2 separate regions of the Mus musculus genome follow, and region 1 is linked to region 2. A link is a loop called in an ENCODE intact Hi-C map of the cell type or tissue named here. Cell type or tissue: heart. All regions are shown on one strand. Each heading gives the region's core, and the rest is flanking DNA. Links, peaks and the distances in the headings are about the cores only.

What was found. A loop is a pair of places that touch in the nucleus more often than their neighbours do. Peaks named below come from ENCODE experiments on the same cell type or tissue, not always from the same donor. Only the 100,000 strongest peaks of a DNase experiment are listed, where the experiment ranks them.
Region 1: it touches region 2 in a loop (7-fold over the local background); 2 of 42 quality-filtered maps call a loop at or near these places.

The regions. Positions count from the first base shown.
Region 1 is chrX:168,712,264-168,724,114 of GRCm38, forward strand. No RefSeq gene overlaps it. Among named protein-coding and RNA genes, the nearest start is that of Msl3, 44 kb to the left of the region's middle. In heart, for the core only: a CTCF peak has its summit at 5,906 (motif pointing right); no DNase peak of the experiment used is centred there.
Region 2 is chrX:168,789,687-168,801,537 of GRCm38, forward strand. It overlaps Arhgap6 (Rho GTPase activating protein 6), which reads left to right and starts at 5,413. Exons shown (of 13, transcript NM_009707.4): 1 at 5,413-7,125. The coding sequence starts at 6,535. In heart, for the core only: no CTCF peak of the experiment used is centred there; DNase peaks (open chromatin) are centred at 5,455 and 6,135; H3K4me3 peaks cover 4,480 bases; H3K27ac peaks cover 2,389 bases; H3K27me3 peaks cover 523 bases.

The DNA.
Region 1 (11,851 bases), core at 2,179-10,178, 77 kb before region 2:
GTGGCATACACCTTTGATCCCAGTACCCAGAGGAGGCAGAGGTAGGTGGATCTGTGAGTTTCGTGGATAGACTACTCTACATAGCAAGTTCCAGAACAGCCAGTGTTACATAGCAAAACCCTATCTCAACCTCATTCTTCCACAACCCCTAAAAGAAATGCCTATTCAGATCCTCTACCCATGTACTAATAGTGTTGTTTCCTTGCTAGTAAGTTTCCTATGTATTTTGCATATGAACTTTTTTTTTAAAATGACATAAATTCTATCTAAATATTTTGCTCTGTGGCTTGTATTTTCATGCTGTGGATCCTTTTTTTTTCATTTGGCATGCAGAGGAACCCTAGTTTGCTTTAAAATGTATTTTTTTTAATGCTTTTCAAGATGCTGGTGTATCGCACGTTCCTCTGATTTGCAACAGTCCCTCCTAATGGAAACATTTGCTGAAGAAAGGAGGATAAGGGGTAGGAGCCTCAGGTGATAAACAAAAGGCATACAAAAGGTCACACATCCGGGAAGAACGGCATCTTCCAAGAATCTTGAAGGCGCCTATCTACATTGCTAACTGAAGTAAACGAACAGTTTCTAGGGCTGGAGACAATGGCCAGAGAGATCGGGGCAGTGGAGCTGCCTGTAAGTTGCTGTGTAAAGAGCCTCCTCCGGTTGCAGTTTTGTGGAGTCTTCACCCATGTTGGGGTGGGCTTTCTACAGTGATGCAGCTACTTTTGAGTTTTCCCTGCTCCTTGTAAGTAACCTCTTATCCACATTCCTGTTAGTAACCACAATAAAAACAAACAAACAAAAAACAAAACAAAAAAATGGTTCAACAAATGAGACATTAATACAATCATTATTATTATCTCTTCTGGTTCTGCTGTGAATAGATGTGTGTGTCACATCTCCCTAGAAAAAGTCTATCATGCAAGAGATACATATGTTTTCAAGAACACACACACATACACACACACACACACACACACCATCTGACATACCTTAAGATCTGGCTTTGATGATTAATTTCATTTCTTTTTTTCCTATTTTATTTCCAACTTATTATGGTGCTAAGTTAACCTAAATGTCCACATTTGCTATATCAAGCCCTGCATTCTTTACCTGACAATCCTGGTTCATTCTGGAAAAAAGAAAATCATACTATAGTTTGCAAGGTGGTAGGACCAAGAAGACTATGATGAATCACTTATCTTTAGTAGATGCCTTGGTGATAGGGATTGACCAAAGCATCTCTGTAGAAAAATGGGATGCCCTCTTATAATATCGAACAGACCGTAAATGGATTCCTAAAAATTATCCAGTAGGCCAGACATCAAGAAGATTTCCATAGTAGCCAATTACCCTGACAGTCTAAAGCTAGCTGTTCTCTTTCCATTGCCTGCAAGGCTGACTGACTAAGACTTCCTTGACTATGGAGAGTTGGAATATTTTAAATCCTGAACCAACATAGCTTAAGCTATTTGTCCCACCAAACAGTTGCTTTGGCCAGAGACTTTTCACTGTGAAGGAAAAGTAATACCTTCTATATGATATGGAAAGCAACACTCCTTTTTTTGTATATTGATGAGTGTTAGCAGGTCAGTGCCCATCCAGGCAGCCTTGAGGCCACACTAGCATACTGCTCTAGCCAGAGGTCTCAGCTGCCTCTGAATCACTCGTCCAGCTGTCATTGCCACAAGCATTGGGGGAAAACACGTCTATGAGAAATATAGTGCAAAATGCACAGAACAGTGTATGAGCGCCTAGTGACTTGCCAACACAAAGTGTTCGCCAAATGTATTACTTGTTTTTCTGTTGTTATGATAAAATGCCATGTTAAAAAGCAACTTAGAAAGAACCCAAGTCGCTGAAGGGGTTTACAGCCCCATAGGAGGAACAACATATGAACTAGCCAGTATCCCCAGAGCTCCCAGGGACTAAACCACCAATCAGAGTAAGCATGGAGGGACCCATGGCTCCCGAGGCATATGAAGCAGAGAATGGCCTTGTCGGACATCATTGGGAGGAAAGGCCAGTGGTCCTATGTAGGCTCGATGCTCCAGGGGATTGCCAGGACAGGGAAGTGGGGAGTGAGTGGGTGTGTGAGCAGGGAGGGGGAATGGGATAGGGGGTTTTTGGAGGGGAAACAAGGAAAGGGGATAACATTTGAAATGTGAATAAAGAAAGTATTTAATTTAAAAAGTGGGAGGGGGAAAGCAACTTAGAGGAGAAAGGGGTTAATTTTTTTTTTTTTTTTTACAGTTCCTGAGGGATAGAATCAAATCTAGCAGAGAAGCCACATCAGCAGGAGTATGAAGCCAGCATAACAGGAAGCAGAAAGATCAGATTTCCTCTGCTCATCGGGACAAGGTGGGTACAGGAAGATGAACATGGGTAGATGGAGTTATGAGTTTTTCAAGGCCTATCCTCAGTGACAGACTCGCAAGGGTTAGCAAGGTTCCTTCCTAACCCTTCCCAAAGTTGCGATAACTTTCACAGACCCTGCCCCTGATTGGAGGCCACTTGTTCAAACACATGAGCTTATATGGGACACTTCTCTTTCAAACCACCACAGAAAGAAACAGATAAAGAGAGAATTCATTGAGATGTACTTGAAGACAGCAAAATCAAGTTTCCAGGAAAAAAAAACTTTGAACTGAAGTCCCTGGCTATATAAAAGGGACTCACCTTTGTTAAAGAATCTACAAGGCTGACTGATTATAGAGGGCTGGAATATTCCATGTCTTGAGCCAAATTATCTTGGGCTATCTTTCCCCCCTCAATAGCCATTCATTTTCTATCTCTCTGTTTGACCTAACAACCTTTTGACTATCAGGTGACGTCTTTCTGCTGGTCTTAACAAACTACCAGCTTCCACCAACTCAAAGGCCATCACATAGCATCCAAAACCTTGAGCAAGATTTCCCCAGTTTTCTGTAACCCAGGTACCTGAAATTCCTACCAATGAATTTTAAAAGTACTTGTTTTATAACTTTCTCACTATGAAACTTGGGAAATTGTAGTATTGAGACACACTACTTGGGGTGGCCTAAATCCATGTTCCTCGGGTATGGTCACTTACATTTGGCTCCAGAACATACTATCTTATTCCCCCCCCCCCCCAAAAAAAATCAAGCATGGTGACTTACACTTGTAATTGCAGTGTTGGGAATGAAGAGATAGCAGGATCTCTAGGGTTCCCTGGATAACCAGCCTAGCCGAATCATGCGCTGATGAAAGACACAGTTTAAAAACAGGTAAATGGCATTCCTGAAGACTTTGCCTGTGTTTGTTCTCTGGCCTCCATGTACATACTTGCAAGCATGTGCTTGAACACACAGGCATGCACAGACACATACATGAACATGTACAGACCTGTGGGAATGGAGTAAGTAAATGAGGCAGACTAAAGTCTCATGCAATAGCTAACTTATTTTCAAAGCACCAGGCAGTTTATGTTCTGAGGATTGGTGGGGGAGGTCACATGAATAAAGTGTACAATCACAAGGACAAGCTATATGTGGCAGGCAAGATGCAAGCAGCCAAAACATGTTTTCTCCACAGAGGCCTATAAACAAATAATATCCAGTTGTAATGAGTAATACAAAGTAAACTCACTTTCATCTACTAACCTGGGAGGGTCGTGAAAACAAAATCCCAAAGCAGTTGTGTGCTTTTGAAGAAACCGATCTCAAGGCTCTTGTCTTGTTTCCTTGGAGTTTTTTTAACAAGCACTCAGAAATCTCCTCACGTGACTGCACACTTGGACTATGTTCTGACCATAGAGAAAAAGGAATGTAAAAATGAAAACAAGTGGAAGGTACTGGAGAGTCTCTCTTGGCCTCTGCTGGGTGACCTGGGGGAAAGAGACTATAGTTTCCAGGACTTAACCTTGAAAGAGATGACATTCAAAGGAAGTCAGAGCAAGATGTAGTCTGAGGCTACTAAAGCCACTGACTGTTGTTTTGAATGTTCAATAATGAAACAAGGGTAATTTTGGTTTCCCTGTGACATAAACTCATGTCCCTGTTATCAACTAATGTTAAACTAATAGCACAAATTTATTTTTTCTAATTAATATTTCACGAAAAAACTCTCATTGATTTCTTTTTAAAAAACAAATAATAATATTTAAAACTGTGTGTTTGCATCAGAGGACAAATTGGATTGTTGGTCCCTGCCTTCTACATCACTTAAGGTGGGACTTCATTTTTGCCACTGCATATGCCAGACTAGCTAAGCGGTGAGTCACTGCAGATTCTCCTGTCTCTCTCGCCCAAGTCACTACAGGAGTACTGGGATTACAGATGCATGCTACCGTGTCTGACTTTCATGTAGCTTTTGGGATCTGAACTCAGGTCCTCATGCTTGCAATTTGTCTATTAAGCTGTTTCCTCAGCCTCCAAACGAGCCATTTTTCTTTTCTTTTCTTTTTTTTTTTGACATAATAGTTGCTGCACATTATGCATTTTGATCATTTTCTCCCACAATTCTAGATCACATCCCACTTCCTCTACCCAGGAACCTCTTCTTCCCAACAAGTGCCCCTACAATAGAATAGTCTTAATTCAGACAAGGAACTGGTACGTAGAGAGCAGACAGGAGAGATATTATCCAAATAAAAAATAACATAATCACCCAAGAATGAGAAGATACTCAATGTACATAGAAATTTATTATGTATCCCCATTATTTATTATAAAAATAGATAATAAATTATCATGTAAGAGTTTATGTTTTGATTTTTCAGTTATGTTTAGCAATGCATGACTATCTCTGTTCTATAGTTTGATCTTTTCTTTAGAACTCTCTCAGTTCACAATTCTCTCTATAACTCTGTCTATTCTGTTATTTAACTCCCTTGATAACTGCTCTGCTTGAATGCTCAAATCTGATTATTTGATTACTTTTGTGCTTTGTTATTAGTCATGACATTTGATTTCCTTTATGCTTTCTAAACTTTGTGAGTTCATCTTTAGAAATGACTCTATAAGGTTCCTTTGTACAGCCTACTTTTTGCTTTCAGGGTCACTTGTCATAGATCTATAGGGTTCAACTTTCGTCAATAAGATAATTGTTTATATTCACAGATATCCACATTAATTTTTGCAGAGACAAAGAGAAGCTGCCCAGTTGACAGAGCAGTGCAATTCTATCACAATCATCCTAAAGGATGACGAGGAAAAGGGCTTTTCATTTAGGTTAAACAAGGGTCTACCAACCATGTCTTACTGGACACCTCCCATATCTTGTCTGCTTTTCAAGGCCTATAACCTAAGAAGGCTTTTTACATTTTTAAATGGTTTCCATTTTCAATTATGTGAATGTATTTGTGTGTGTGTGAAGTGGGTATGTGCATGGGAGTGCAGTGCCTGTGGAGCCCAGAAGCTGGAATTAGCAGGAGGATGTAAACTTCCCTATGTGTGTGCTGGTAACTGAACTCTGGTCCACTTCCCTTAACTAGCATCCTCCTTAGGCCCTGAGCTTTGACATTTTCAAGTGCTTGAAACAAGTATGAACATTCTGTGACATGTGACAATGGCATGAAATAAAAACTTCACTATCTATAAACAAAGATTTCCTGGAGAACACCATGTCGCATTGTATACATGTAACTCTAGTCCTCCAGAAGCCATGTTTAGTAATTCAACAAAGACCATATGGCTCACGAAGTCTAAAGTGTTTACTATCTGGCCTTTGAAGAAATATTTTGCTGGATCATTTGATTGCAATCATTACTGGTTTGAAGATGAGAGTACGCTCCTTAGATGTCTGTTAAAATTCTCTGCTGGTATAAGAATCAGAATGTGAAAGATCAAATTGAACACTGTGAATATTATCAACCCTTTGAAATATCACAAGGACTTAAAAACCCCCTGTCCTCCCAGAAAAATATGCCATTTCCCAGCATGACCACCAGATGGAGACTCTCCTGTCTGTTTAATGGTATCAGCATTCTACTTAGGGAAATACTTTGTGAGTAATTAAAATAAAAACAAAAACAAAAAACCTCTCAGGAATATGCATGTGGAGATGAGCTAGATCATACCAAACTCAGAAGAGTTTTCGTGAGAAAACAGGGTAAGGCTGAAAGTTTAGCTTTGGTGGGACTGAAACCTTCCCTGGTGTAAGCAATCTATGCTTAGTCTCAAAATATAACATTCAAAGAAGAATATACTTCCCCGCAGGAAGATACTAAACTGTAGTGGTAGAGAACTATTTTTTAAATATCTCCTTGACAGTTAGTTTTTAAACTAAATTACATTTTTTATTTTGTTTCTCCTTTTTGTATGGGGGCTGTCTGTGTATGACACAACATCTTATGTGGGGTCAGAGAATGACTCGGGCGGAGGCAGGAGTTGGTTCTTTCTTTCCAACATGTGGGTCCACAGGATCAAACCGAGGTCTTCAGGCTTGGCAGCAAGGGCCTTTATCCACGAATCCATCTCCTTGGCCCAATACTTCATCACATAAAAGGAACACTATATTTGGCTCTGTTGTAGGTGCCATAGTTTCAATATGAGATGAGCATATTGATCAAAGAAACATGTGCTAGGAGCTTGGTGGGCAGGGTGCCACCTTCTCATGGAATGATGTGGTTATTTCAGAACTGAGCTCCTTCCCATGTGGATAGGTTAGTGTAAAGCCAGTTCAGTTATCTCACTTCCTGTCTAATTCACCGCTCAATCTGGGCCTCTCAGGTATGTTCCCACCTTTGTGATGACATCTGCATGAGGTTCTCACTGGAGCCAAGACACATCCCTGTAACACTTTAGAGCAGTGCTTCTCAACCTCACTAATGCTGCGACCATTTAATAAAGTTCCTCATGTTCTAGTGGCCCTCAGCAATACAATTATTTTGTTGCTACTTCATAACTGTAGTTTTTGCTACTCTTAGGAATCATAATGTAAATATCAGATATGCAACTCCCAAAGGGATTGTGACCCGCAGGTTGCAACTGCTGCTCTATTTATTTTTATTTTATGTGCATTGGTGTTTTGCCTGCATGTATATTGTGTAAGAGTGTTAGATCTCCCGAAACTGGAATTACAGACAGTTGGGACCTGCCACCTGGGTATTAGAAACTGAACTCTGGTCCCTTGGAAGAACATCCAGTGCTTTTAACTGCTGAACCATCTCTCCAGCCCTTTTACAATTTATCTTTATTTTAGAGAACAGCTCCTCTAGGTCCTTAAGAAATAGGCTAAACATCTTTCCTTTATCCAGTATTCAACTGGAGATATTTATTTATTTATTTATTTATTTATTAGATATTTTCTTTATATACATTTTAAATGCTATCCTGAAAGTTCCCTATACCCTCCCTACTCCCTGCTCTCCAACCCACCCACTCCCGCTTCTTGGCCCTGGCATTCCCCTGTATTGGGGCATATAAAGTTTGCAATACCAAGGGGCCTCTCTTCCCAGTAATGGCCGACCAGGCCATCTTCTGCTACATATGCAGCTAGAGACATGAGCTCTGGGGGTACTGGTTAGTTCATATTGTTGTTCCACTTATAGGGTTGCAGACCCGTTCAGCTTCTTGAGTGCTTTCTTTAGCTTCTCCATTGGGGGCCCTGTGTTCCATCTTATAGATGACTGTGAGCATCCACTTCTGTATTTGCCAGGCACTGGCATAGCCTCATACGAGGCAGCTATAACAGGGTCCCTTCAGCAAAATCTTTCTGGCATATGAAATAGTGTCAGGGTTTGGTGGCTTATTATGGGATGGATCCCTGGGTGGGGTAGTTTCTGGATAGTCCATCCTTTCATCTTAGCTCCAAACTTTGTCTCTGTAACTCCTTTCATGGGTATTTTGTTCCCAATTCTAAGGAGGAATGAAATATCCACCCATTGGTTTTCCCTCTTCTTGATTTTCTTGTGTTTTGCAAATTTTATCTTGGGTATTATAAGTTTCTGGGCTAATATCCACTTGTCAGTGAGTGCATATCTAATGACTTCTTTTGTGATTGGGTTACCTTACTAAGGATGATATCCTCCAGATACATCCATTTGTCCAGGAGTTTCATAAATCCATTGTTTTTAATAGCTGAGTAGTACTCCATTGTATAAATGTACCACATTTTCTGTATCCACTCCTCTGTTGAGGGGCATCTGGGTTCTTTCCAGCTTCTGGCTATTATAAATAAGGCTACTATGAACATAGTGGAGCATGTGTTCTTATTACCCAACTGGAGGTATTTTTGTTATAGCATCTTGAAATAAATTAAAAGGACAGATATTCTGAAGATAGAAACTTACAATTATTGATGTTAGGTGATGTCTTCTGTCTGGGCCTGACTGGAAGGAGAGCTGATTGATCAAATTACCAAGTTTAATTAGATCCAAGGAAATTGGGGGCCTACTTCATGGGCAGCTGCTCTGATATGTGGGTAAGAGTGCAGTAAGCCCTGTCTCCAATTCCAGAAAGTGCAGTCAAGGTTCCATGCAAATGAAATGAGCCTCAGACAGAACTCTCTCAGGAATATTGTGGCTAGAACATAGTTTGGAGAAGTGTTAGATGTAATGAAGGGTTCTGTGATGAGATGCCAAGTGCAAAAGAAACAGGAGCCATCCTAAAGATGCTAAACTTAAAAGTAGAATTGGCTTAGGTTGAGTCATGTTGGGTTAATCTAGAGCCTGAGAGTTGAAATGTCTTTTAATTTTTCATTATAACAAAGGATCTTGCAATGGTCCTGTTCCTTAATTCACTGACTTCAAAAAAATGCATTTTCCAAAAGCTACATAACCCCTCATGATATAGGTAAGTGTAGAGATTTCCATCCAAGCACCTTCTCCATTCTTAGCATAACACTTGTTTTCTTCTGCAGCACTGAGAACAGAAGCCAGGACTTTGTGCATGCTAGGCAAGCACTCTACCACTGAGTGATATCCCCAGCTTCTCAGTAAAATATCCAAAGACACCTCCAAAACATATCCAGGGCCTGGTGCAAAGTGCTTTAAAATGAGCGGTTGTAGGACTCTAGAATTTCAATCATAGTTTCATATGATGAGCTTATGCAAGTATTTTAAAAATCCGTTTCTTGTAAGAATCAAACAAAGAATAAAGTTTCCTTTGATTTTTTAATTAGGTATTTATTTCATTTGCATTTCCAATGTTATCCCAAAAGTCCCCCACACGCTTCCCCACCCACTCCCTCAACCACCCACTCCTACTTCTTGGCCCTGGCATTCCCCTGTACTGAAGCATATAAAGTTTGCACGACCAATTGGACTGTCTTTCCACTGATGGCCAACTAGGCCATCTTCTGATACATATGCAGCTAGAGACACGAACTCTGGGGGGTACTGGTTAGTTCATATTGTTGTTCCACCTATAGGGTTGCAGATCCCTTTAGCTCCTTGGTTACTTTCTCTAGCTCCTCCATTGGGGGCCCTGTGATCCATCCATTAGCTGACTGTGAGCATCCACTTCTGTGTTTGCTAGGCCCCGGCATAGTTTCACAAGAGACAGCTCTATCTGGGTCCTTTCGATAAAATCTTGCTAGTGTATGCAATGGTGTCAGCGTTTGGAGGCTGATTATGGGATGGATCCCCGGATATGGCAGTCTCTAGATGGTCCATCCTTTCATCTCAGCTCCGACTTTGTCTCTGTAACTCCTTCCATGGGTGTTTTGTTTTGAGACCGCTTCTCATGTTGCCTAGCTGGATCTTGAACTCTGTGTACTGGTAAACATGACCTTGAATGCCTGGTTGTTCTGCTTCTACCTCCTGAATATCAATATATGCCACTATGTCCAATTTATGCAGTGCAAAGGATTGAACCCAGGATCTTGTGTGTGCTAAGTAAAGCACTCTATCAACTGAGGTATATGCCCAGCCTCAGAGTTCTTTTTAAAAGAAATGAAATCAATTTCAAGAGTATAAAGGAGGTCTTCTTAAAGCACAAAGGTACTAGAAGAACAGAATGAATAGACTGAGAGGGCTTACTGGCTCACACAATGACAGGCTAGATAGTGTCATAATACCCATTTGTACGCCAGAGAGACTAGTAGCTTCCCAGAACAAGAAAGATCAATGATGCAGTCCCTGTTGTAGGCTTAGAACCTTCCTGCAGCGTCTCTGGTGTATGATCACATTCAAAGATTGAAAGATACCATTCAATGTTCATGAGTAAAGGCAGCAGCAATAGACACAGTGGCTCAAAAGAAATAAAGAGACAAGATGTGTGAGGTGGTTGTAATGCCAGAACATGAGAGGCTGAGGCAGAAGGATTAACAGGAGCCTAGCATAGCTGTCCTTTGAGAGGCTCCACCAGCAGATGACTCAGATAGATGCAGACACTCACCGCCAAAGAGTGGATGGAGCTTGGGCACTCTCATAGAAGAATAAGAGGAAGGATTGCAGGTCCAGAAGGAAGACCAACAGGGTCAACTAACCTGGACCCTTGGGGATCTCATAGTCTGTACCACCAACCAAAGAACATACATGGGCTCGACCTAGGCATCCCCAGACATATGTATCAGATGTTTAACTTGGTCTTCATATGGGTCTGGACCAACTGGAGTGTGTATGTGTGGGGGGGAGCTATCTTCAAAGGTGTTCCCTATATGTGGGTGGGGTATGTTCTTCTAGTTGGGTTACCTTGTCTAGCCTCTGTGAGAGAGGAAGTGCCTGGCCCTACAGAGACTTGAAGAGCCAGGATGGGGGGATACCTAGGGGACCCTCACCTCCTCAGAGGGAGAGGGGGAAGGAATGTGGAAGGATGTGACTGAGGGGGGTTAGTGAATGGGATGTAAAGTAAATAAAAAGTAAAATGAAATGAAGTAATTTTTTCAGTTTAGCCTAAGCTGTGTAGTAAGACCCTGTCTGAAAGAGAGAGAAAGAGAGAGAGAGAGAGAGAGAGAGAGAGAGAGAGAGAGAGAGAGAGAGAGAGAGAGAGAGAATTGAGCTTATATGCTGGTAGCTGTCTTACTCCATCAGCCCTCTGCCTATGGCACTGTGCTGTCAATATTCAGGGCAGGTCTTCCTCCCCATCAGTTGTGTGCCTCCTATGATAATCATGAGGATTGCCTGGTCCTACAGTGACTGATGTGAGGAGGTGGGGGGGTGATACTAGTGAGGGACCTCACCCTTCTCAGAGAAGAAGGGCAAGGAGAAATGGGGAGCAGTTGTAAGAGAAAGTACTGGGAGGAGAGCAGGGGTGATATTGGGGTGTAAGGTGAATAAATTAATTAATTCAAAAAATTAAAATAAAACAATGAGCTGTAAAAAATGTCTGGTATGTACCCTCAGCTAATATGGGGTGATCTCTAAATTGATGCATTATCCTGCCGAACAAGAGGAAGTTTTTTGATTAGAGGATTTGGACACAGTGGTTTCTTATGGGAGTTTGGGATATCTGTAGCAACTTCAAACTCCAGAGGCAGTGGATATTGGAGGTATTAACTGTGTGGTTTGGGTATAAAGATTAGCCTTGTTGCCAGCATGCTGCAATCAAGAACTTCATGGATTGACAATGTTGTGCACATATCCTAAAGTGGTTTCAATTGGGCACTGCATCATGAAGGATAAAGAAGTTTTGTATTTGGACAAATCTTAGGCATTGCTCCATGCATCTCTCCCTTTATCTGTTTCTTTTCTTTTCTTTTCTTTTTTTTTTTTTTTTGGCCCTTCTGCTATAATAAAAAATGTTCTTATATTAAAAAAAAAAAATAAAAGACACTGCCATTTTGAGGGAACTTGGGATGAAAACAAGATCATCATGGAAGGATACATTTGGTAAACTGCCTCCCTTCACATAGATCCCATCATCAGCCTCATATCCTTTGGCCAGTTTTACTCAAGGATGGGAAATGAGGCCCAGGAAGCATTAGGAAGTTGTTTGGTACTCTTCATATT
Region 2 (11,851 bases), core at 2,119-10,118:
GGTAAAGAGGAATTTTGACTGGAGGAATGAAATGTTTCAAGGGATAAAGTTAGAATAAAGAAAAGGAAATTTAGGTTAAATATGAGAAGATGTCCTCTGATAATAAGATGTGTTTATACAACAATTTTTAAGGGAATAAAAAAACTGATATTTTTTCTGAGATCCTTGATAAGAGCATACCTTGATGTCAGACCAAGGATTCTAGAACTTTCACTACAATAGTCTTGTGCCATGACCAGATGAAATAGCAATTCTTTAAACCTCAAATTTCTTTCATAATTGTAATAAGAATGAATAATGAACAGACTGTTCTCCTTTTAAATAAAATGTATATTAAGGTTTTAGTTAAGGCTATGTGAAAAGAAAACAAACACAAACAAGCATGGTGCCACTTTCAATACCAATTACTGGTATGGAACAATGTCTTAGATCTGCTTTTGAAAGTAAATATACATTGAAAACCATTCTTTTTTCTACTGTCTTTTTTTTTTCTTAATAGTTAGCTGATGAATTAATTCTAAGGGAGAGTCTGGTGGTTAGAGAGATGGTTGAGTAGTTTGAAAGCTGCTCTTCCACAGGACCAGGATTTGGTTCCCAGCACCCACAGGGCAGTTCACAACTGTAACTTCAGTTCTAGGTGATTTGTCTCCCTCTTCTGTCCCATTTAGTCACTGCTTATATGAAGTGCACAGACATAGATGTAGGCAAAACATTCAAAAAAAGAAGAGAAAAAAATTTTAAAAAATTTTTAAAAGAGTCTGAGGATTAATTTAATATATTCACTTCTTTATGAAATTAGCCAATGGTCAGCATCTTGTCCTTCATCAAGTATAGAATAAATGGGCATTTAACCAGAGTGGGCAATAGGACTTGAGACTGGATGAGCAAAAAGAGTCAGAAGAGAAAAATTGTATGCTCTGAGTAAGAATGATGATACCATACTTTATGAGGACTGCAACACAAACTTAATACTCAGGTAGAAAAGAACATATTTAAAAATACTCTTTTAACAAATGTATTATTACCAGTTATTGTTGTTAAGACAGGGTCTCACTGTGTCTCCCTAGCAGGTCTGGAACCCAAAATGATCCATCTGCCTCTGCCTCCTGAGTGCTGGAAGTAAAGATATAGAATACCATAGCAATCACACTTACTATACTGAACTAACAAAAACACCACACACTAGATTAAGGTTCCAGTGGTGAACTCTATACACTCAGAACGACCATTCTAAAGGTAGGAATCTTCCCTTAGGGTTATTTATTTGTTTATTTATTTACATCCATTCCAACTGTTGCCTCCTCCCTGTCAACCCTCGAAGAATTCCTTCCCCTTTTCCCCTCCCTTTCACCTCTAAGAGGGCAGATCCCCCCAGCAACCCCCCCCCCGTATTCCCCCAACATAGTGTATCAAGTCTCTACAGGATTAGTTGCATCCTCTCCCACCGAGGTCAGACATGACAGCCCTCTGTCTGCTACCTATGTGTTGGGACCTTGAACCAGCTGGTGTGTGTGCTCTTCAGTTGGAGCTCAGTCTCTGGGAGCTCCCAGGAATCCAGGTTAGTTGGCGCTGTTGGTTCAATCCTTCCCCTAATTTTTCCATGGGGATCCCCGACCTCTGACAAATGTTTAACCGTGTGTATCTACATCTCTCAAAGGGCTGCTATGCTAAGGTCCTGTCTCTGCCTGCTGTCCCGGGCACACCAGCTTGTTAGTTGGAGACCTTGAAGGTTTCCATGGGTAGGTGGACAGGAGGATCTTGGAGTCCAGCATGGCTGTTCCAGACTAAGGAGCCAGGCCAGAGCTAGACAATCAGGTTTTCTACTTTTATTATTAATTATATTTTTCTTATTGAGTTATGTGCCAATGAAAATGTGTGCATATAAAAATGGGCTAATATACTGTTAAGTAAAATGAAATAATAATAGTTATAAGAAAATGAATTGGCTTAGAATGTATAATCTTAATTTAGGTGACCTAAGCTCAGAAGAAAAAAATGCATGTTCCCCCTCATGCAGATCCTAGCCTAGAAACTATACATGTTTATATGTTAAGAACTAAGTGCATATATGTTAAGAACTAAGTGTTATTTCCAATAACATGTAGGAAAGAGACCGCAAACGGGTAACAGATGACAGAGATGGGTCAAATACAGGCAAAAAGTCAGAGTCATAGAAGAGGGTTAATTAATTAATGCTAGTGGCTTTTTTAGTGTCTTGCCAACTCTGTTATAGTCTCCCCCTCCTCCTGCTCCTCCTGCTCCTGCTCCTTCTTCTTAGGGGTAAGTACCACCACAAAATATTTTTAATATCAAAAAATATAAATGGTTATCTTACAAAAATATTTCATTATAGAACCATTGCATTTGTTCCTGTGTTTTGAAAGCACAAATAAACACACTAGCTAACTTTCCCCAAGGAGCTCCACATTAATGAATATAGCTACTCACCAAACAAAAACATTTTGGCCAAAGATGGATCCTATGTATAACATTCTATAAGATATTAATGGAGCTGAAAACATTGATTACTGCATTGATGCTACTGTGCAATTCCTCATTTGATTGTGTATGGTCATATGGATATAGTTCAGCACTTGGGAGGCAAAGAGCAGAGGACTGAAGATTAGGGACTAGCCTGGGCTACACACGACCTTGTCCCCCCAATAAAAACAAAACCAACAATCCCCAGTTGAACATACCAAATTATGTTCACTACCTTTATATACCATACTTTCCAATGATAAGGAATTGTGCATTTACTACATTATTCTTTAATTAAATAAAAATAAAATGTTTACTATAAATCAAGATGTCATGTTATATATCAAGATGTCATGTTACATTGGCAGCAGCCTCACACATTACAAATTTATCACATTTCTCGGTTGCCCCAAGATGCCATTTCAATTGACCAATTTATACCATTTATGTCTGCATACACTCTATGGTGTCCACACAATTACAAACCACTTCTTAACCCATGTCCACTGGTAAGCCACCAATGAATATATTTAAAAGAACTTACTGTTCCCAAGTGTGAAGCAACTTCCAGGTTAATGGTAGGTCAGGGCCTGTTGTCTGCTCTAAGCCCTAGAAGTGGTGATAGAAAAAGAGTCGTTCTACTTGTTGGCTCTCCATCCATGACGAGAAATGCCGTTGCACCTATATGACACTTCTATTCAGCCAGCAGTCCTGGTGGGGTACATTTTCAACCTCACAGTCATCCCAGGAGCTTAGACAACCAGAACATATATATGAATTAGACATTACATTCACAGCTGCCTGGAGTCACAAGGGGTCCCCATAAAGTGTGACTCTGTTAACCATCTACTCTGAATGCCAAGACTCAATGAGGCATAACCATGCAATGAAGCATAACTATGCAGTGTTATCTTAATGCTGGGGACTATTTCAGGTAGGTGTTTCCAGCCTAAGTGAAATGTTATGAGACATTGTTACCAAAGAAAGGGCATGCAAGACCCACCCACATTTACTTGTACTGAAATTCTTTAAGGAGGCTGAAGATAGTTAATCTTACCAACTCCCAAAGGTGATTCGGTATACTTTTGTTAGTAGGCCGTCAAGTGATTTTAAGTGTTGTAGCCTCTTTCAGAATAGCTCATTGACGACTGCAGAAAATGCTTGAGATATGCCAAGGAACCAGAAGAGGCAACAGCCCAGAGATAGGAATTTTTAATCTCACATTCTATTTTCAGGCAGCAGAGCCAGTCAGGATGGCCTACACCTTAAATTCCAAGATGGGGGAGACAGAGGAAGGAAGATCTCTAGGGAATTCAGCAAATTTCAGGCCAGCTGGGGCCTGACCAAATTTAAAATAACAATAGGCACTGTCTTAGTGACCCAAAGCAATATAGGTCATAGTCCATTATCAAAGGAAGTCTGGGCAGGAACTCAAGTAGGGCAGCAAACAGGAGGTAGAGGTACGAGCTGATTCAGATGCCATGAAAGGGTGCTGCTTACTAGCTTGCTCTACATGGCTTGCTCAGCCTGCTTGCTTATAGCACCCAGAACTACCAGCCTAGAGATCTATCTCCCTGACCACAATCAGCAGGCAGAAGGAGGGAGGGTGGAGCAGGGGGTGGGAGTGGGGCATGGTGCTCCAGAATCAATCACTAAATAAAAAAATGCCCCACAGTCTTGCCTACAGCCCAATCTCATGGGGGCATTTTCTCATTTGCTCTCAACTGAGGATTTTTCCTCTCTGATGACTCTAGCTTATATCAAATTAACATAAAACTAGCCAGGACAGTCACCCCCTACTGCCCTCCCCCCACAGACACACACACCACAAAACACCCAACGAAACAAACAAACAAACCCTTAAACAAATCATCTTTACCCAGAAGGTTATTTCCATTCAAGCTAACACAGGAGTGCTGCCTCCTGCATTCGCAAAGAGAAATACAGGCTACAGGAGGAATCAGAGTAGGATGTCCCATACTTTTGTGTAGGTGATAAATTTTCCTGCTAATTAGATTCCATGACCTGCCTTCTCCTAATCAATAAATACAAACTATTGAGTAGTGGATAGTAAATCACCTAGGAAGTTCAAGGTGGCATTGTCAAAAGGCACAGTAAAGTAACCCACCTCTGCATCCAGCATCAAAGGTATAAGCGCTTCTATAAATAAAACTTGAGCAGTTGCTGGTATTTACACAAGGCTTGTGTCAAACACTCGTATTAATAACTCCGTTATACGCTTTTAAAAGAAATGACGTTTCATTTTTTATTTGTAGTCAGTTATCATCACTCCCACATATTTTGGTTTTGAACAAACAGAACCACAAGAAGTCACTTATTTCCAACATTCGGACCAATCCCTGCAGTCCCTGCAGAGATGATTTTAAGATGCCTAGCAAAATTTAAGTGTGACATCAGAAAGCCCCAGGAGAGGCAGGCAAGGCTTTATAGATTTATAGATTCCATGAGTGGGCAAGTGAGAGAAACTGCTTCAGGTCCGTTTCCAAGCCTGGACTGCTGACTATGACTTCTGTGTTTATCAGTTACCCAAGATTTGGCAGCTGAGCCCTGTGCTCAGGAGCTTTCTGGGGCGACCCCGGAGGCCAGTTAACTTTAGTTGGTGTCAGTCTCCACCCGGACCAAGCTCTGTTCACCTCTCCTACATAGAACATATCTACACACGTGCGCAGGACCCTGACACGCGAGGACTCTCCACCAAAAAATAAAAAATAAAAAGGCGGGGTTGTGGGTGGGAGAAAAGAAAGCAGGGGATTTAACTCTAAGTTCAGAAAAACCGTCCAGAGCTGCGGGTCTGACACCAGTGGGTGGGGTGCAATCTGACACTCCCCTTCCTTTTGCAGAAACGTGTGTGGAGACCGCGAGCCCCTGGCTTGGGGGGAGGGGAGTCGGGGGGGGGGGGAGTAGGTCCGCACTTCCGTCCTCAAGACTTTCTCCCTAGAGGCCGGGTATCAGAGACCAGCTGCTGGCTCTCTGAGCTACTTCCCAGGTTTGGCGCCTGGAAAAGTTCACGTTCTGCATTCTCCTGCTTCTGGCTCCGCCCCGGCTCCAGACCCTGCGTTCTTCTGGCCTTACCCGGGACGGGCCACCCCTTTCCCCGCTGCCTCTGGCGCGAGGGTGCTGGGACATCTCTGAGCCAGCTCTGGGCCCAACCAAGGTTGGCAGCAAATATCAAGTGTCGCTCTTCTAGAGGAACACGGATACTCGCTTCAGAGACTGTCTTCTGAGCGCAGACCTTTCTGAGTAGTGCTGAGCGCAGCGGGGGAGTTCTTTGACACCGTTGTCGCTCAGTGCTTGGAAGGCCCGGGACGCAGCACATATGGTGTCCCACTGAGTCAACAGCGGGACTGCGCGGGAACGTGAACTTGGAGACACTTTGGAGCCTCGTCAATCAGAAAGGGGGACTTAGCAACCCAGCTGATCCCCCAAAGCACAGCCGCGGTCCCCAAGTTACCAAGAAGGTGCACTGGGGGCGCAGCCGGACAGCTGAGCTGGGGTGCTCCAGAGGACTTTTCACTGCGCCGGGAGCACCAAGGATCCGCTCAGGGCGGACTCTCAGGCAGCCTCCTCCCTAGCCCTCGGGATTGTCCTCAGGCCACGAGGAGGAGCTTGCTGGTGATTTCGAGGCTGTCCGGAGCCAGAGAGCCGAAGCGCAGTGTCTCCCGCCTTCAGCTGGGAAGGGGGAGTGGCGCTGGCGGGTTGGAGCTGAGATCTCAGCTAGTCACTGACCTCCTTCCTCCTCTTCCTTAGCCTCTTTGAGACTTGGACTCCTGAGGAAGATTCTAGAGACGGTAAAGGGACCTGGACCTCTTGTTTCCCAAAAGGCTGGGGATGGAGCTCCTGTTTCTGCCTCCGCAGGGACACTTGGAGTGCGCTGGTGGCGCGTGAACGGGGCACTGCTTTCTACCTTCCTCGGCGAGCCCCGCCTGGCAGTTTTCCCCTACTCTACTTTGGCCACTTGTTTTCTCAGGTCACAGTCTCCCGCTATCTAGGAGGGAAGACAAGAAGGTGGCCTTCAGACCCAGCCCTGCCGAGATGTCCGCGCAGAGCCTGCTGCACAGTGTCTTCTCCTGCTCCTCGCCCGCGTCGGGCGGCACGGCCTCGGCCAAGGGATTCTCCAAAAGGAAGCTGCGCCAGACGCGCAGCCTGGACCCAGCTCTGATCGGTGGCTGCGGGAGCGAGATGGGCGCCGAGGGCGGCCTGCGGGGCTCCACAGTAAGCCGCCTCCATTCTCCACAGCTCTTAGCAGAGGGTCTCGGTTCCCGCTTAGCTTCTTCTCCCCGGAGTCAGCACCTTCGGGCTACCCGGTTCCAGACTCCGAGACCTCTGTGCTCGTCTTTTTCCACACCAAGTACCCCGCAAGAAAAGTCGCCTTCTGGCAGCTTCCACTTTGACTACGAGGTCCCACTGAGTCGCAGTGGTCTCAAGAAGAGCATGGCCTGGGACTTGCCTTCTGTCCTGGCCGGGTCCGGGTCCGCTAGTAGCCGCAGTCCCGCAAGCATCCTCAGTTCCTCCGGGGGAGGCCCCAATGGCATCTTCTCTTCTCCTAGGAGATGGCTCCAGCAGAGGAAGTTCCAGCCTCCACCTAACAGTCGCAGTCACCCTTACGTCGTGTGGAGGTCCGAGGTAGGGACCAGCGCCATGTGTCTCACAGTCCCAAAGCTGCCCCAGGCAGTTCCAGGTCTTTAAGTCCGTCCCACGTACAGAGTGAGGCGCCAGCCTTAGATGCTTGACTCTGGTTGTTTAGATGGTGCCAGAATGTGACCATTCTAAGGGGCCACCGTATGAGTGTGTCTGAAGGAGGAATGGCCCCAGGACTTGAGGGAAGAAATGGTGTTCTGATTTCTTTTTGATACTTCAATCAAAGGGTCATCTAATCTCTTCATCAAACCTGATTTGATGAAATATTACATGATATACATCTACCACTAGATTGAGAGTTCAGAAACTATTCTGAAGGATGTTGACTCTGTGTGTGTGTGTGTGTGTGTGTGTGTGTGTGTGTGTGTGTATGTATTCGGGTGGCATGATAGAATAACTATTATAATTCTCTAGTTTTGATTTCTTTTCCCTAAAGGTGTAATTTCAGAAATCTATGGTACTGAATACTTTTGGTGCTTAAGGGTCTGAAATATCATGGAAATCCGCCCAAATTCCACTAAGGACAATTAGTAGTTACTAGAATAGGCATGGATCAGGAATCAATAATAAATAGGAAACTCAGAGGGAGCTATCTGATTTCCTTTAAACGTTTGCTCTCTGGTTATGAATGGGGAATAGAGCCATTGGGAAACTGTGGTTGATGGGGACTTGGAAAGCAGCACACTTTTAAAGAATAAATAGTAGTTGGTTAAAAAATGACCAACTCCTTCCGAGTTTACTCCACAGGCTCTATAGGATTGCCTGGGATTTGTTTCCATAAAGGAAGGGAGATCTCATCAATTGTAATTAAATATCTTAAAGCACAGTTAGCATTACAGAAATGAAATGAAATACTATGTAATTGCTGGAGATTTAGGTTAAATAAAGGAAATGCAACCAAGCCAAACAGCTTGAAAATAGCCTCTCGGCTCTGTTAGCATAAGATAACTGCTAGATTTCAGTTTTAGTATATTACCCTACAAAATTAGCATTATTGACCGTAATAATAACATTACATATTGTTAATGTTAGTGACTGAGTTAAAGTAACTGTTGCTGTTGCATGATATATAGATTGTAAAAAATGAACAAAAACATTGCTGACTGGATCATGGAGATAGTGGAAAGAAATGTTGAGGCACATTATACCCAAAACAACCGGCTTGGCATTTGGGAAGAAGAGAGGCTAAATTCCTTTTCAGGTGCAGAAGCACACATTAGCAGATTAATCTATAGAAGGAACAGAAAGGAGGGAGGGAGTGAAAGAGGGAGGGAGGGAGGGAAGGGGGAGAGGAGAGATATCAAAAGCAAACCAATGTTTAAGATTAGAGAATTTGAACTTCAGTGATACTAGATGGCTTCTGTCCATTTCAGAGTGTGTGGGCAGTCTGCACAGAACTCATCTACCATAACTTTCATCCCGTTGTAATGGTTAAAACAGTACATTTCCATATAGCAAAGAACAAACTTTTCTAATAAGAGGTTTAAATATGTAAGAGGGTAGGTAAGGGTGGGGATCCTTTTATGCTTGAGGCATATATGGGGTGATTGGGTAGAATCCTGGCATGTAAGTCCAATGCTGGTTTGGCTCAGTAGGGGTCAAGCTATCCTAATGTAACCCCTAAATCTGGAATTTAATGGTCTGGGTTACCTTTCAAAGATTGAATGTCCTGGAACCCTTTCAAACCCCAGGAAAATTCATCCCATTGGGCACTGCCTGTCTTTCTTGCTTGTACGCAAGCTGTGTCCTTTATCCTAAGAGAGAAACTTTACTAATAATGGCAAAACTCCAGCAAGTGAGCACCCTGCATGATTACCCAGAGGCTTCAGAAGTGAGCTTTGGTTCACAAATATTTGGTTTTTGCACTATTCCTGGTTGTTCTCCCTCAGGGTTTCTCAGCCTTAGCACTATTGTTATCTGAGGTTCAAAGGTCCTCTGCCATGAATGTTGCAGTGTTGCATAGTATCTCTGTCCTCTGCCCACTCTGTGCCCTGGAGCACCTGTCTTAGTTTGGGGACCCTATTGCTGTGATGAAACACCATGATCAAAAAGCAAGTTGAGGAGAAGAGGGTTTATTTTAGCATATTCTTCTACATTGTAGTCTATCACTGAGAAGTCAGGACAAGAACGCGAACAGTACAGTAACCTTGAGCCAGGGGCTGAAGCAGAAGCTATGGAGGGCTGATGCTTATTACTTTGCTCCACATGGTGTGGTTAAAGTGACTTTCTTTTATAGACCCCTGTACCAACAGCCCAAGGATGGCATTACTTACAAAGGGCTGCTTTCTCCCTCATCAATAACTAATTAAGAAAATGCTATGGAGGCATTTTCTAAATTGATGTTCTCTCCTTTGAGATAACTCTGGTTTGTGTCAACTTGACATAAAACTAGCCATCCCAGCACCTCTTTATTCCAAACTGACAACAAAAACTATTGATCATGCCAAATACTTTTAGGGGCAGATGCACCCTAGCTGAGAACCATCGCATTTGTGATGTTGAGTGTTGCACAGGAAGCTGGGTATCTATTAACTACCTACAGAAGAGTTGTGAGCTAATCTAATGTATCACTGGGGCCTTCCTCTGCCTCTTAATCCACAAAGATCCCCCTGGAGCCATGTTTGCAGACTCCACATCCTCTTATGGTTTCTTCATATATATGTATCTATTCCTCTAAGGCCACATGAATATCTGAGAATTTACTTTCAGATCTAGTAAGTGATGGATCACATCCACTTGCAAAAGATTTTGTGATTTTAAACCAAATTGGGCACACAACAGTTTCCACTCTCAAGATTCTCATAAATGCCCACAATTCTATTACTTGTGGTCACTCCATGTTCACTACTAATGGCTGGGTTTTGTTTGTTTGTTTGTTTGTTTGTTTGTTTGTTTGGTGTAAACCTGGGACATATTAGACAAAATCAGGAATGACTCTGTTAACATTCTCTTACTATGTGTTTCAGGATTACTTTACCCAAGTCAGATTCATGGCCACATAGTATGGTGATGCACTCACCACATGTTTACCAACTCGTGTTTTTAGCAGCTAAACTTTGCCCCTGCCTCTGATAGGAGAATACCACCTGTTCCTTCAAACTTGGAATCCCCTTGATTCTTGTGAACCGGACTTGAAATTGTGCCCATATGCTACTGGGCAATTGCCAGCTTGTATAACTCGGAATCCCAATACTTTCTGTAGCTGTGTCTTCTATTCTTTTCTTCATTTCTGTTGAAAACATTTATTTCTCTGCACACCATGAGTGCAGACAACTCCCAATATGGGGTCAGTTCTTTTTTATTTTTTTTTTAAAGATTTATTTATTTTATATGTAAGTACACTGTAGCTGTCTTCAGACACTCCAGAAGAGGGAGTCAGATCTCGTTACCGATGGTTGTGAGCCACCATGTGGTTGCTGGGATTTGAACTCCGGACCTTCGGAAGAGCAGTCGGGTGCTCTTACCCACTGAGCCATCTCACCAGCCCTGGGGTCAGTTGTTAATGAGGGCATGGCATAAAAAGATTAGCATTATGAGGGAACAGAATCGATTCACTGTCTTTTGAACAGGATCTTGGAGGTTTTCACAGTTCTGACAATACTTGAATTTGACCTTTAAGTATGACTTAAAGATAACATGCAAGGAGATATAAAGTCATTTCTTGCGTGTATTTATGTGTCTATGTGAAGGGTATGTGTGTGGAGTTCACAAAACAACCTCATGTGTCAGTTTTTGCCTCCCACTTTGTTTGAAACAGGGTATTTTTGTTGTTTGTAGTCCATAGGCCAGTCTGGATGGCCTAAGAGCTTTGAATTCTCCCCTCTCTACCTCCTATTTTAAAGCATGAGACTACAGATGCACATACTGTGAGCAGACTTATGTATGTTTTGGGGATTCAGACTGAGGTTCTCATACTCAAATGATAAGCCACCTCATCAGCACCCCCCCACCCCCTGCATGCGCCATGGTGGTGGTGGATTTTTTTCCTGCAGAAGAAAACAGTGAGAATGCATTGGGATGGAACACCAGAGTTACAGAAAGAAGAATGACAGGGAGTTAAGCACAATAACATGTTTGAGATGGGATGGTTAGGATACCTCCAACCTAGTACATGTACCAACCACAAAGCTTTTGATATAGTAATGTGTTGAAAACAGCAATCAGGCACATTGTGGAGGAATATCTACAAACATAGATAGAAATGACATGAGAGTCGAAGCATGGTCTCTGTCCTCTCCCAGGAGCCTGTTGGTGAAATGTGCCGTTAAGGTGGGGTAGTAGTATCTCATTTTCTCTTGGGTGATCTTGTTCAGGAGACAGGGTAGTGTTTATTATTAAGAGCCCTACAATGTGAGTCTGAGGAATTTGGACCCCATTATTTAGAACCAAGTGATAGATTATTTCTTCATCACTGGTGAAATGAGCCAATTCAAGCCAGATTGCATTATATTAAAGGCAGGTTTATTGGGAAGTTGCTCTCAGGCTGGTGAGTTCACTGGCCCCAAGGACTGAGGCCAGGGAAGTCACCATGGAGAAAGCATAGGGGAGGGAGGGAGAGAGAGAGAGAGAGAGAGAGAGAGAGAGAGAGAGAGAGAGAGAGAGGAGAGAGAGAGCAAAATATCTGGATTATATAGGGAAGAGCCTCTGGGGGAAGGGCAGCCCAGCCCCTGGTCTGGAAAGTTCAGGGGTGGGGGCAGGGTATGCCAAGTAA